3 separate regions of the Homo sapiens genome follow, and all the other regions are linked to region 2. Evidence: chromatin contacts called from ENCODE Hi-C or POLR2A ChIA-PET data. All regions are on one chromosome and are shown on one strand. Each heading gives the region's core, a stretch centred on a gene start or an enhancer-like site at or near the end of the contact. The rest is flanking DNA. Distances are from core to core; before and after follow the strand shown.

Evidence for each region. A loop is a pair of places that touch in the nucleus more often than their neighbours do. ChIA-PET counts read pairs that join two places held with the same protein, here RNA polymerase II (POLR2A). Pooled maps may share reads with other maps.
Region 1: a loop to region 2 is called in a pooled map, with 2.2 times the contacts of the local background. The contact joins two enhancer-like sites. A Hi-C loop is called at or near these places in 1 of 168 maps with a recorded cell type or tissue (mammary epithelial cell), 1 of 37 single-sample maps with no recorded cell type and 7 of 50 pooled maps. POLR2A ChIA-PET finds 5 or more read pairs at or near these places in 2 of 52 experiments (OCI-LY7 and WTC11).
Region 3: a loop to region 2 is called in a pooled map, with 7 times the contacts of the local background. The contact joins two enhancer-like sites. A Hi-C loop is called at or near these places in 1 of 37 single-sample maps with no recorded cell type and 4 of 50 pooled maps. POLR2A ChIA-PET finds 5 or more read pairs at or near these places in 2 of 52 experiments (OCI-LY7 and activated CD4-positive, alpha-beta T cell).

Annotation. Positions count from the first base shown.
Region 1 is chr6:15,451,442-15,455,543 of GRCh38, forward strand. JARID2 (jumonji and AT-rich interaction domain containing 2) reads left to right here. Exons shown (of 18, transcript NM_004973.4): 4 at 565-734. Among named protein-coding and RNA genes, the nearest start is that of DTNBP1-AS1, 93 kb to the right of the region's middle. Within about 2 kb of position 2,335, at least 7 of the 41 ENCODE cell types and tissues checked have a DNase peak (open chromatin) inside an H3K27ac peak, as active enhancers do.
Region 2 is chr6:14,726,573-14,730,356 of GRCh38, forward strand. No RefSeq gene overlaps it. Among named protein-coding and RNA genes, the nearest start is that of LINC01108, 440 kb to the left of the region's middle. Within about 2 kb of position 2,145, at least 12 of the 41 ENCODE cell types and tissues checked have a DNase peak (open chromatin) inside an H3K27ac peak, as active enhancers do.
Region 3 is chr6:15,357,228-15,361,151 of GRCh38, forward strand. All of the region lies in intron 1 of JARID2 (jumonji and AT-rich interaction domain containing 2), which reads left to right. Among named protein-coding and RNA genes, the nearest start is that of JARID2-AS1, 110 kb to the left of the region's middle. Within about 2 kb of position 2,289, at least 2 of the 41 ENCODE cell types and tissues checked have a DNase peak (open chromatin) inside an H3K27ac peak, as active enhancers do.

The DNA of each region.
Region 1 (4,102 bases), core at 1,085-3,584, 730 kb after region 2:
TTCTGTAGTACAAACTTGAATTGTTGTAGTGAACTTTTCGTGGCCGAATTTAGAAGTGGCGACAGGGACACTGATGGCTAAATAGGCAAAGGTGACCTGGATGTAATGACACAGAAGAGATGTGGGTATGGATTTGTGACCCCGTTAGATGGACGTATAGGATGTATATAAATACAGCAGGATAATGTAGTGTTTTCTTCTTTACTGTCAGTGGAAATAAATGAACACCATTAAGCTGATGATGTCAGATACCGTGTGTAGTTTTTAAATACTCAGGCAAACATAGTGTGTACATAGGCATGTATTTCTACACACATGTATACACATGTCCATGACACACATTTTATATCCATGTACAAAACATAGTCCTTTAACCAAATTTATTGCGCTTGAAAGTAGGCCTGTGGTTTATGAGAGTGTGAGAGATATAGAACCTTAATTAGGAAGAGTTTGCTTGAAATAGGATCTTTTTTCCCCTTATGTGTCATGATTTTATTGCCGCACGTAGGCCTATATCCTCCAGTCTCTGCTTAATTTATTTTTAATTTTCTTTTGCTTTTGCAGGCCCAGGCTGCAAGCACAAAGGAAGTTTGCTCAGTCTCAGCCGAATAGTCCCAGCACAACTCCAGTAAAGATAGTGGAGCCATTGCTACCCCCTCCAGCTACTCAGATATCAGACCTCTCTAAAAGGAAGCCTAAGACAGAAGATTTTCTTACCTTTCTCTGCCTTCGAGGTAAGACTTTGCAACCATCGGCGGAGGTCTACGTGGAATCTACATGTAAGCCTGAGGTCTACGTGGAGTAACCTTAGCTTTACTCTCTGCCATGTTCATTTTTCTGTCCCCAACCTGGGTTGAGGGGGAATTGAAAGTGAGAAATCCCACCGAGAGAGTGTGTGCTGGGTGTGGCTTTTGAACCATCAGTTAAGTTTTATTTCCTTTTTAATATGACTCTTAACACCCTACTTCCTGGCTTCTCAATGCACAATTATGCAGTTTCTAACTTTGACTTCTAATTTGATTTCTCTGCACCATACCACCACCTTGACACACACACATTGCTGACTTGTTTTGTAAGGCAGTTTTTTTTTGATGCAGGACTTTGGGGCTGTGAAGGCCCCTTTCTTTGTGCTTCCTAAGGCCTGTCAATAAGCCATGGTGATGAGGGACTTACGGTTCTCTCAGCCCTATATTACGTTAAGGAAAACAGTACTGGTACTTTCAGAGTCTAATTGACAGTGCAAATACTGGTCCATGTTTCAACTCGGACCAGTTAACGGAGGCCAGGTGGATTTGGGATCTGCTGAATAGAGTTATTTGTGAAAGTGTTTGTTGCAGTTTCCTTATTACTAAGTTTTCTAATAGCTGTGAGGAAAGAACACAGAAGATTGAGAGAATAAGGAGTCATTTCTGGAGGAATGATAGAAAATTTAGGAAGTCCTGAATGCAGAGAGTTCCTTGGGTGAGGTTATTTGAGAGAAAATGAGCAGAAGGAGAGGGCCTTTGCTATTGGACATCTGTGGGAAAACCTTGAGGTTCATAGTCACTTTTATTTGATAAATATTTTGATAATTTATTATTACAGACAGATTTTAAGTTAACCTTAAAAAGTTTCCACCCATCATCCCTCACTCAATACATTAGTGTGTCTTTCCTTCAAATAAGTACATTTTCCTATAACTGTCAAAGTTAAGAAGTTCACAGTGATACGTGGCCCCCATGCAGTCCTCAAACCTCTGTTTCACATTTGTTCTGAAGGTGCTTTGTAATGTCCAAGTTTAGAGCAAAAGGACCCAGTTCAGAATTAGGCGATGCCATTAATTGTCTGTAGTCTGCTTAATCTGGAAGAGTTCCTCATTGTTTGTCTTTGACCTCAACACTTGAAAATTACAGGTCAATTATTTTTTAGAATGTCCCTTAATTTGGGTGCCTGGTGTTTCCTCATGATTACATTCTGGTTTGTGTTCTTGGCAGGAATGCCACAAGGGAAGTGATTCCTCCTCCTTGTTGTTGGGTCCTCTGTGGGGATACACAGTTCAGTCCTTCCCTTTCCACACTCGTGTTCATGCTGATCATTCGACTGTGGTGGGCCTGTTAGGAGTAAAGTTGCCCGTCTCAGCCTTTGCAGTGTATAAGTGTTAAGAGAGGATATTCTTTGAAACTAGTACATACTTCTCATCATCTTTATCATAATTGTATGCGTATGGGCTTCCTATTTTATTCAAAGGGTTATAATCTGTTACTCCTATTATGTATTCTGATGTTCAGATTGTCCCAGATCACCGCCTCATCCGTGGATCCTCATCAGGCTGGCTTTTTATTCCATTTGACATGTCCCTGTCATCCTTCCAGCCTTGCTTCTGGCACAACAAAATGTTCCAGGCTCATGGTGTACTTTCCCGCCCTCAGTCCTGGAATTGGCCATGTCTTCAAGGAGCACTGCTTTCTTATAGGGATAAGTGCTGTTGAGGAGCCAAGATCTGGGCACTAGGGATGCTGGGAACTATGGGAATGTCATTTCTCCCAGGTGCTCTTAGTAGACTGAGGTTGCATGTTTATAAGGGTCTATCCGAAGTTCTGTGTATATTAAAATCCGTGAGTTAGCAGCCATACCTCCAATTTCAATTTAACACTAAGGGAGGTTCATGTGCATTCATCCCTGAGGAACTTGGCTCCTGTAATCCTTAATATACTTACTTGCTCTGTCTTTTCAGTGTAATCCACCTCCCATCTCTGCTTCTCTGCTGCCCCCACGATGGGAAACTCAGCCCTGACACCCCATATGGTTGCTCCTCACCCCCTCTCCTTGCCCAATTGCCCTGCCTTACTAATTGGCTTTGGGACTGAATTGTTGGGGGGGAAATTTTGACATTATAGGATAGTTCTTGGTGATTCTTAACACATAAGAAAGGAGAGTTATTAATGTATTTGTTAGAAATTTTGTAGCCCTTGTCGGTTGTTGAGCCTTGAAAACAGGGAGATACGAGGTAGGTGGGGTTCCCACCAGTTTATCTCCATTAGCTTTTTTGTTTGTTTTTGGAGACAGGGTCTTGTCTCATATCAAAATAAGAAGTTGTCCACTTCTGGAGTGCAGTGGCACAGTCATGGCTCTAAGCAGCCTCGACCTCCTGGGCTCAAGCCATCCTTCTGCCTCAACCTCTCCAATAGCTAGACCTACAGGCGCAGGCAACCACACCCAGCAATTTTTTTTTTTTTTTTTGGTAGAGAAGGAGTCTTGCTGTGTTCCCCAGGCTGGTCTTGAAGTCCTGGGCTCATGCAATTCTCATGCCATCTTGGCCTCCCAAAGTGCTGGGATGACAGGCATGAGCCAACATGCCTTAGTTTTTACATAGATTTTGGCTGAAAGATTCTCCTGATCTTGCATGTTGAGTATGAAGATGGAAAGGAAGCTGTGAGAACTAAATATGACAGAATCTTGTGCTGGATTGGCTGTATATAGAGAGAAGAACATGGCCACTAGACTGTGAGGCTGGTAGAGTGTGGTGTGATGATCAGGAATGGAGAACGAGTGGGATGTGTACTCAGAAGGATGTATTTGCCCTAAAGGAATCTTTGAAGGATCAGCAGCAATGTGATTCAGGTATATCTAGCCGCGCTTGGTTGTGCCGTCTATAGTCCATCTCTGTGGAGGCTGACACGGTGGAATCCTTGACACCTGGAGTTTGAGGCTGCAGTGAGACATGATTGTGCCTCAGCACTGCTGCCTTGGCAATTAAGTGGCACTTTGTCTCAAAAAAAAAAAAAAAACAATGGTGATATGGGACTCTTAATTTGTGACTTTGGTCTTGCGTGGCTTAAAATTTTTTTTTTTAAATGACAAATAATAATTGTACATATTTATGGGTCACATGATGATTTTGTGATACATGTAAGTGATCAGATGAGGGTAATCAGCATATCTCATCTCAAACATTTATAATTTCTTAGTGTTGGGAACATTCAACATCCTCCTTCTGGGTGTTGCTAACTGTAGGCATCCTACAGTGGGATATAACACTAGAACTTATTCCTCCTATCTAACCATAATTTGGTATCCTTTTCTAAATATGCATGGCTTTTAAACGTAATTGGAGCCAGGTGTG
Region 2 (3,784 bases), core at 895-3,394:
TCTATTCAGTGAACTCTCAAGTTTCCACCATGGATTGTGGTGTCACACTCCATCCTGCCCCATTTGCTCTAGATTCCCAACAACGGGCACATACAGAGTACAGACCACCATCCTCACTATTGCCACCACCTCAATCCACGTGTCAGGCTCCCTCTAATGCCATCCAGGAGGCTGGTCAGGAGGAAATGGTCCAGGTGAAAAGGATTCCAGAATAGTGAGCTGCTACAGCAAATGATATAGTAATTCCTCCAAAACTAAAGATACAATTACCATATGATCCAGCAATCCCACTTTTAGGTATACACCCAAAAGAATGGAAAGGTGCATAAGGGTAATTTGTACACCCATGTTCAAAGCAGCATTATTTGCAGGAGCCAAAAGGTGGCAGTGACCCAAGAGTCCCTGGATGGATGAATGAGTAAACTAAATGTGGTACACATGTACAGTGGAATATTATTCAGCCTTAAAAAGGAAGGGAATTCTGACACATGCCATGACATGGATGAACCTTGAGGACATTACGCTCAGTGAAATAAAACGGTCTCAAAAAGACAAATATGGCATGATTCTACTTCTGTGAGGTACCTACAGTAGTCAAATTCAGAAAGACAGAAAGTAGAATGGTAGTTACCGGGTATGGGGGTGGAGGGAAATAGGGAGTTGCTGTTTAATGGGTATTGAGTTTCCGTTTTTCAAGATGAAAGAGCTCTGGGGATGGATGGTGGTGATCATTGCGCAACAATCTGTACTTAACACTGCTGAGCTGCACACTTAAAAATGATTACAATGATTAATTTTATGTTATGTATATTTTACCACAATTTTTTTAAAAAGGATGCCAGAATCTTGCATGTCCTTCTCTGGAGCCAAGAGCATTGCACAGCCAGCCCGCCCGGGTTCTCTAAAGTTCAACTTCAGCAGGCCAGCCCAGGGCATACTCAAAATCTTCCCATGGGCAAATCTCTTCCAGCCAATGGGAACCTTTCAAAATCTACATTTCCATAGCCACATAATTAAGAACTAAATCTCACTCCCAATCACGTTGTAGAATTGTTTTAGATATAACAAGGTGTCCACCTAGGTAGAACTTTAAGAAGTTTCCAGTGGCGGTAATGTTCTGTTTCTTAATCTAGGTGATGGTTACGTGAGCATATTCACTTAGTAATAATTCATAGAGCTGTACACTTAGGATTTGTACACTTTTTAGTTAGACTTCATTTTCAGACCTGTTTTGCTATTTCTTGCATTATTCATGGCGTCTCACAAGATGACAAATTCTCAAAGTCCTCACAGAGCCTAGCAGGGTGCTAGGCTTCTAGCAGGAGCATGAGTTATGTCTATTGACACCATTAAAATTTGGAGATCTGGGGAGTATCAGAGAGAGAAAGACAGTGCACAGGGCACTGGGATAGTTTTGCAATGTCCTTCTACATCAGGGAACCAAAAGCATTCTGACCCCAAAGCTGCAGGTCAATAACGCAACCAACTTCATCAGCACAGGCCAGTAGAAAGAGGAAACTCAGCTGTGCTGCTGATAACCCATGTCTTAGGAAAATAACCCTTCTGATTTTAAAAAGATAGTTACGTGCATACACACACCCCAAAAGCTCGACTCTAGCCTCAACATGAGAGGAATTAATGTGATGGGATAAAAGTTAGTGCCTATTTTAAGAGGCAGTGACAACTAAAATAGATTGCAGATGGCAAGCTCTTCTGAACCCTGTAATAAGTCTATGATGGCCCATTCTCCAGGAAGCCAAAGTTGGAGCCAGAACTCCATGGTGTTGGAAATGCTGACAGCAATCATTTACTCCAAGAAACACAAGGGCTGGCCCTGAAGCGGAAGTGCTGGAGAAAAGCACCCCCGAAGGGTTGTGATGGACCCCCTCAAAAAAGGCCACAGTGGGAGGGATCAGTTTGATCTCCAATTGGAGTAGTCCTTTGAACTCTGACGCTAAGCTTTAGTGCAATGTGGTGCATTGGGGGTTGTTTCCATTTCAGCTGTTTCTCCATATGCCAGAGAGGAGAGTCGTGCCTGGCAGGCCTGGGCCAGCAATATCTAGAACACAGGCCTGGCTCCAGGAGAAGCCAGAAGCCTCCCCTCCTCCATCATGGTCCCTCTGTATGTGGGCAGAGAAGGAGGAGGGGGATCAAGGATCCAGGAGGAGGATTTGGTGCCAGGGAGATGACTAAGGTCTGACGCAATCACCACACGCATGTGGGACTCGTGAGATAAACAGATCTGGAGGGGGAACCAGTGCTCCAGGCTTGACCTTGGGGTGCCTCCCAGCCCCCATCTCGGTCCCTAGGCCCATTTAAGATGGAAGGTGAACCAAGATGCCCTGAGTTCTCATTTTTCTCTCTCTTGCTGGTTTTCTCTTGTTTGACAAATCGAACCGAACCCCAAAGGAAAAAAATGGGAAGGAGGGAGGAGGACTCCTTCCCATGCAGATTTATGGCATTCTGGATGCAGCTTGCATTTGTCAGGCCAAAATGGTTAGGGTGGGCTAATAGAGTAGAATTACAGCTTCCTATAATAGGGAAAGTTAAATAGACAAGCTTTCCTACCCTGAAGAGAACGAGGCAGAGGTCAGTGCTACTGGCTTTGAACATGAATGGCCCCTTCCCCTCGGTTCCCTTTCACATGTGGCCTGGCAACAGTAGCAGACAGATGCGACACAAAGCCAGACACACCTGATTAACCATGAATACAACAGCTGTCGTTTCCCCACCACCACAGATACCCACACCCTCGTTCTTTCCGCTTAGTTTTTTCCCTTTCTTTCAGCTAAGCGTGAGGAAATCAAACCTACCATTAAAACTCAAGTTAGTGGGAGGGTGTCAGCAGCCGGGCCTTTGTTTCTCTGCTCACAGACATGTAATAGGTACCTTCAGGGTTGTCCTTTCATCTGAAAATGCGTTGTGGTCTCCCGCTGAGGGCTCAGTCAGCTCAAAACCTGAGCCCCCAGAAAGGCCAGCAGAGGGTGGGGGAAGATGAAGGTGGCCTGAATGGGGACGGAGAAAGTGGACTTTTCTGGGGCACCTGAGTTTGTCTCTCTTCTCCTCTCTCCTCCTTTCCATCCGCTTGCCTCCATCCAACTACCACTCCCTGCTGCTAAAAACATCCACCCTTAAGATGGACTGGCTGTTCTGAATTTATCAAGAGGAAGTGGAACTCAACGTAGCATTGTCTTTCTGCAGCTTGCTTATTTCACTCTATTCTGAGCTGGTCTTAACAAAGAAGAATCAGGTCAGGTGGCTTTAGGGGTTTTTCTATTTGCCTCTCTTAGGTAGACAAATCCTTGAGTTCAAGTTAACTTCCAAGACCTTGCAAATCAAACACAGGAGGGAATCTAAGTGTTGAACTGCAAATGATTTCTAACGACATGAACAAAATGTAATGTGACTATATGAGCTTCCGGAAACCTACAGAATGGTAATTACAGCCCAGAGTATGAATCTTGATTTTTCTTCAGGTGTTCTTTTTCGTATTGTTTTGTTTTGCTGGGCAATCTCAAATTAACCATTTGACCTCTGTAAGCCTACATTTCTACTGCTTAAAATGGTTCTCTCTTTTGTCAAAAAGTCCCTGAAGCTATTACAAAGAGACTAATAAAAACGATCAGAAATCTCTTTGCAAACACTAAAACTTATAATAATAGGATGGATAACTGGGTAACTTAATCTCATAAAAAGTCAACAATATCCCTTATTTTCTCACATAAATGAAAACATAAAGGAATAATTCAGGCTCTCATTTGAAGTCTCATGGTTTCTAATGAAG
Region 3 (3,924 bases), core at 1,039-3,538, 630 kb after region 2:
CTGAATAAGTGCAGCCATAAGCATACATCACATGGGATTTTGCAGTAATGAAGTTAACAATTTTTACAACAGTGCAACTTTGGATCAAATAAAATACAGTACAATTTACACGGGCTTGGTTTCTGAGGCAAATGTGCCCTTATTTTTATGCTCTGAATTCATTCTTAGTCTTTAATCACAGGTTCATTATGGATGTGATTTAAACATTACATGTCAGTGAACATAAATTATAACTTCAAACTGATACTCAAAATGGGTCTAGTGTGGGTCTAGATGGACAACTGTCTTACATGTTCATTTAAGAGGTATTTGGAGACTGAAGCTGTTTGTAAAAGGGAAAAGTCTCTCTAAGCAAATGTTATTTATTGATTTTTTTTTTAATTCGCCAAGTTGAAAGACCCTTGGTCGAGAAATTCTGTATCAAATTTAGGGGAGATAATCAAAATATAGAAAAATAAGAAATCTTTTCTCAAATCTTTAAACTGTAGATGGTGGGATTTTAAAGAAACTCTTCTGTTTCTCCTGCAGAAAGTGAGCTGTTTCCGGATGCTATGTTGTGTCTTTTAGGACGACACTGGCATGCTGTATATCCTTGCAGCAGCCCTCTGCAGACCCACGGACACCCCCTTCTCTTGTTTAAACATCTTCCAGATGTGTTTCTTTGTATCACACTGACAAGCAATTCCACCGTCTTCTGAGTTTACTGTTGTCCATGTAATTTTGTTTATGATGTTTTTGTGCTGGTGGTTTTTATTGTGCTCTGCATTCTGACTCAGGAAGCCCATCTCCTTTTTCTATTTACGGTAATTACTAGAGAGCATTTTATTTTGGCCTCTGGGGCGTGTCTGCTGTGTTTCTTTGTGTGGGCATGTATGTTAAAATTGGAAAGTGTTTTCTTTGAGGTCAGGGCTTTTGTAAGGTGTTCTAAGAAGTTTGTCAAACCCCAACTAGCTTTAAAAAATTTTTTGTTTGTGTAATATAACCTGTTTACTATTTCTGCTTATAAGCGTTTCTATCATCAACTTTAATGTTAGTAGGAAGAAAAACTTTCTCATCTTCATATATTGACTTTAATTAGTGATTAGTTTCTGGTGATGAGATATATTGAATCAAAGATGGTCTGGTTTTTCCAATATCTCCTTTCTGCTATTATTAAATAAATGAAGAATCACAACAGAGTTTCCCGATACTGGTACTAACACACTGTTTTTGTGTTGTTGGTGGATTAGGACTGAATTACCTCTGACTCAGAGATTCAGGGTTAATGAGATTTTCATCATTGAGTTGGGGCAACCGAAGCTTTGAATGGATGATAGCAGATTGATTCTGTTTCTTGAAGCCAGTAGGTGCTCGTTTTATGTTTCAGTGAATGAAAACTTGTGTCCACTGTAACCTTTTTGCTTTTTCTGAGAATAGTGAATTCTCATTTTCAGAGAATTACTGTCAAGAAAAACATGTATCAAGCCATTCCGTGTGCTCTGTTTAAACAGTTACCTGGTTTCCTTAGTTACAAAGGTTTCCCTTCTTTCTCTCTACAGTTAGTTACTAAGCTTTTAACGCGTACCAGTCTTGATGTTAAGGAGTTGTCAGAATATAGATTTTTTCATGCCAGGAGGCTGATTTGGGAGATGGCGGGACTGAATTCTAGAGCAGCCATTCTGAGTTTATAAGATCTCTGGCACAGGCCATACCCCAACCAGTTAAGTCAATGTGAGGGTGAGGAAGTCATTAAGTGGTTTCCAGGGCGGCCATGCCTGACCACTAGTATTCTAGGAGAGTGCTCCCAGTGAGTGCTGCAGAAGCTTGAACACAAACCACCAGCAGTGGTGATAAGAAGACTTGTTAGAAAGGTAGGAATGTAGCTTTCTAGGAAATGCAGTGAAGAATGTTTTAGGGAGAATCTTTGCTTCAGGAGCTCAAGGATTATGGAAGAAGAAATTCAAACCACAGTGTGTAGGTATAGCAGCATGGTGTGACTCGCAGGTTGGTAAATAAAAACTTTTCTGAGTGGGAATGATTTTCTGCAGTCTCCCTGCAAGTCGTAGGGTTTACTCCTTTGGATGTTGCGCTGCTGTATACTTTACTGTCCCAACAGCTTTTCTGACGGTATGTCCTGCCCCTGATGTGGCATCCAGAGGTTGCTCTTCTGGATTCTTCCTGGATTCATTGACTGGAGAGAAAGTTCATTTCACTGCCACACACATATTTTTGATTTGCGGCCGCCTGAAACCTGAATAGTCTTGGTGTTGCTCAGAGAGTATCTCATGACTATATTTTTAGCTACCCGCGTGGGCAGGCCCTAGGCAGTGTCACTTCACTCACTCGGCCCCTCATTTTTCTTATTTGCATTGAAAGCCTAAGTATAAATAAGGCTATCTGTGGGTAGCGGTGGGGGGTGTGTGTTAGAGAGAGGTGGGTAGGGTTGATTATAACCTCAGCGGGTATTAGAATTTCCCCACCAGCAGTGACAGATGGATTTCTTTTTCCTTTTTTTTTTTTATTTGAGATGGAGTCTCCCAGGCTGGATTGCAGTGGCACAATCTCTGCCTCCTGGGTTCGAGCAATTCTCCTGTCTCGGCGTCCTGAGTAGCTGGGACCACAGGCACCCGCCACCATGCCTTGCTAATTTTTGTGTTCTTAGTAGAGATGGCATTTCACTGTCCTGGTCAGGTTGGTCTTGAACCCCTGACCTCAGGTGATCTATCTTCCTCGGCCTTCCAAAGTTTTGGGATTACAGGCGTGAGCCACCACGTCTGGCCGACTGATGAATTTCTAAGTCCTCCACTGTTACATTAGCAAAACCAAAACCTCATCTCTTATGAGTTAGGGCTTGTGATGTCAAATGTAGATTTTCAGAGAATGGCTCTTGAGTAATTTCTCTTTCTATCCAAGACTCTTCTGTGTTAGTCATTCTTTATATTTTATTTATTTCTATTTTATTCCTTTATAATATTTAATTAATTAATTTTTTTTGAGACTGAGTCTCACTGTGTAGCCCAGGCTGAAGTGCAGTGGCATGATCTCAGTTCACGGCAATGCCTCCTGGGTCCTGGTTCAAGCAGTTTTCTTGCCTCAGCCTCCCAAATAGCTGGAATTACAGGCATGTGCCACCATGCCCAGCTAATTTTTGTATTTTTTGTAGAGACGGAGTTTCACCGTGTTGGCCTGGCTGGTCTTCAACTCCTGACCTCGTGATCTGCCCGCCTCGGCCTCCGAAAGTCCTGGGATTACAGGAGTGAGCCACTGTGCCCGGCCTATTTATCTTATTTTTATGAGACAGGGTCACACTCAGTTGCCCAAACTGGAGTATAGTGGCTCAATCATAGCTCACTGTAACCTCAGAATGCCTGTGTTCAAGCGATCTTCTCACCTCAGCCTCTTGAGTAGCTTGGACCACAGGAGTGTGCCGTCATGCCTAATTTTAAGTTTTTAACTAATTTTAAATTTTTGTTGTTGTAGAGATGAGGGTCTCTTGCTATATTGGCCAGGGCTGTCTTGGACTCCTGGGCTCAAGCAATCCTCCTACCTTAGCCTCCCAGTGTGTGAGAATTACAGACATGAGCCACTGCGCCCAACCTAGTCTTTCTTTTTTAAAGCATTGTTTTCCCAAAGGCTCTGAAAACCTTGTTAGCCAAAAAAAGGCACAGCAAGGTCCGCCAACCTTGACTTGACTTCACTCCTGACTTTTAAATCAATACATAAAGGCTTTTGTTTATTTTTTGTTATTTTGCTCTTCAGTAAATTAGGGCACCTAAATTTATATTCTGAGTTTCGATTAAAACCACCCAACTACATTCATGTCTCTGGACTGAACTTTGGTATTTTCTCTAAGGTCTGTAACAGGTAACAGCACATTGAAAAATTCAGTGGAGGTGACTCCATTTACTGAGTTGAAAACCTTTGGATGTATTCGACTCCCTTTTT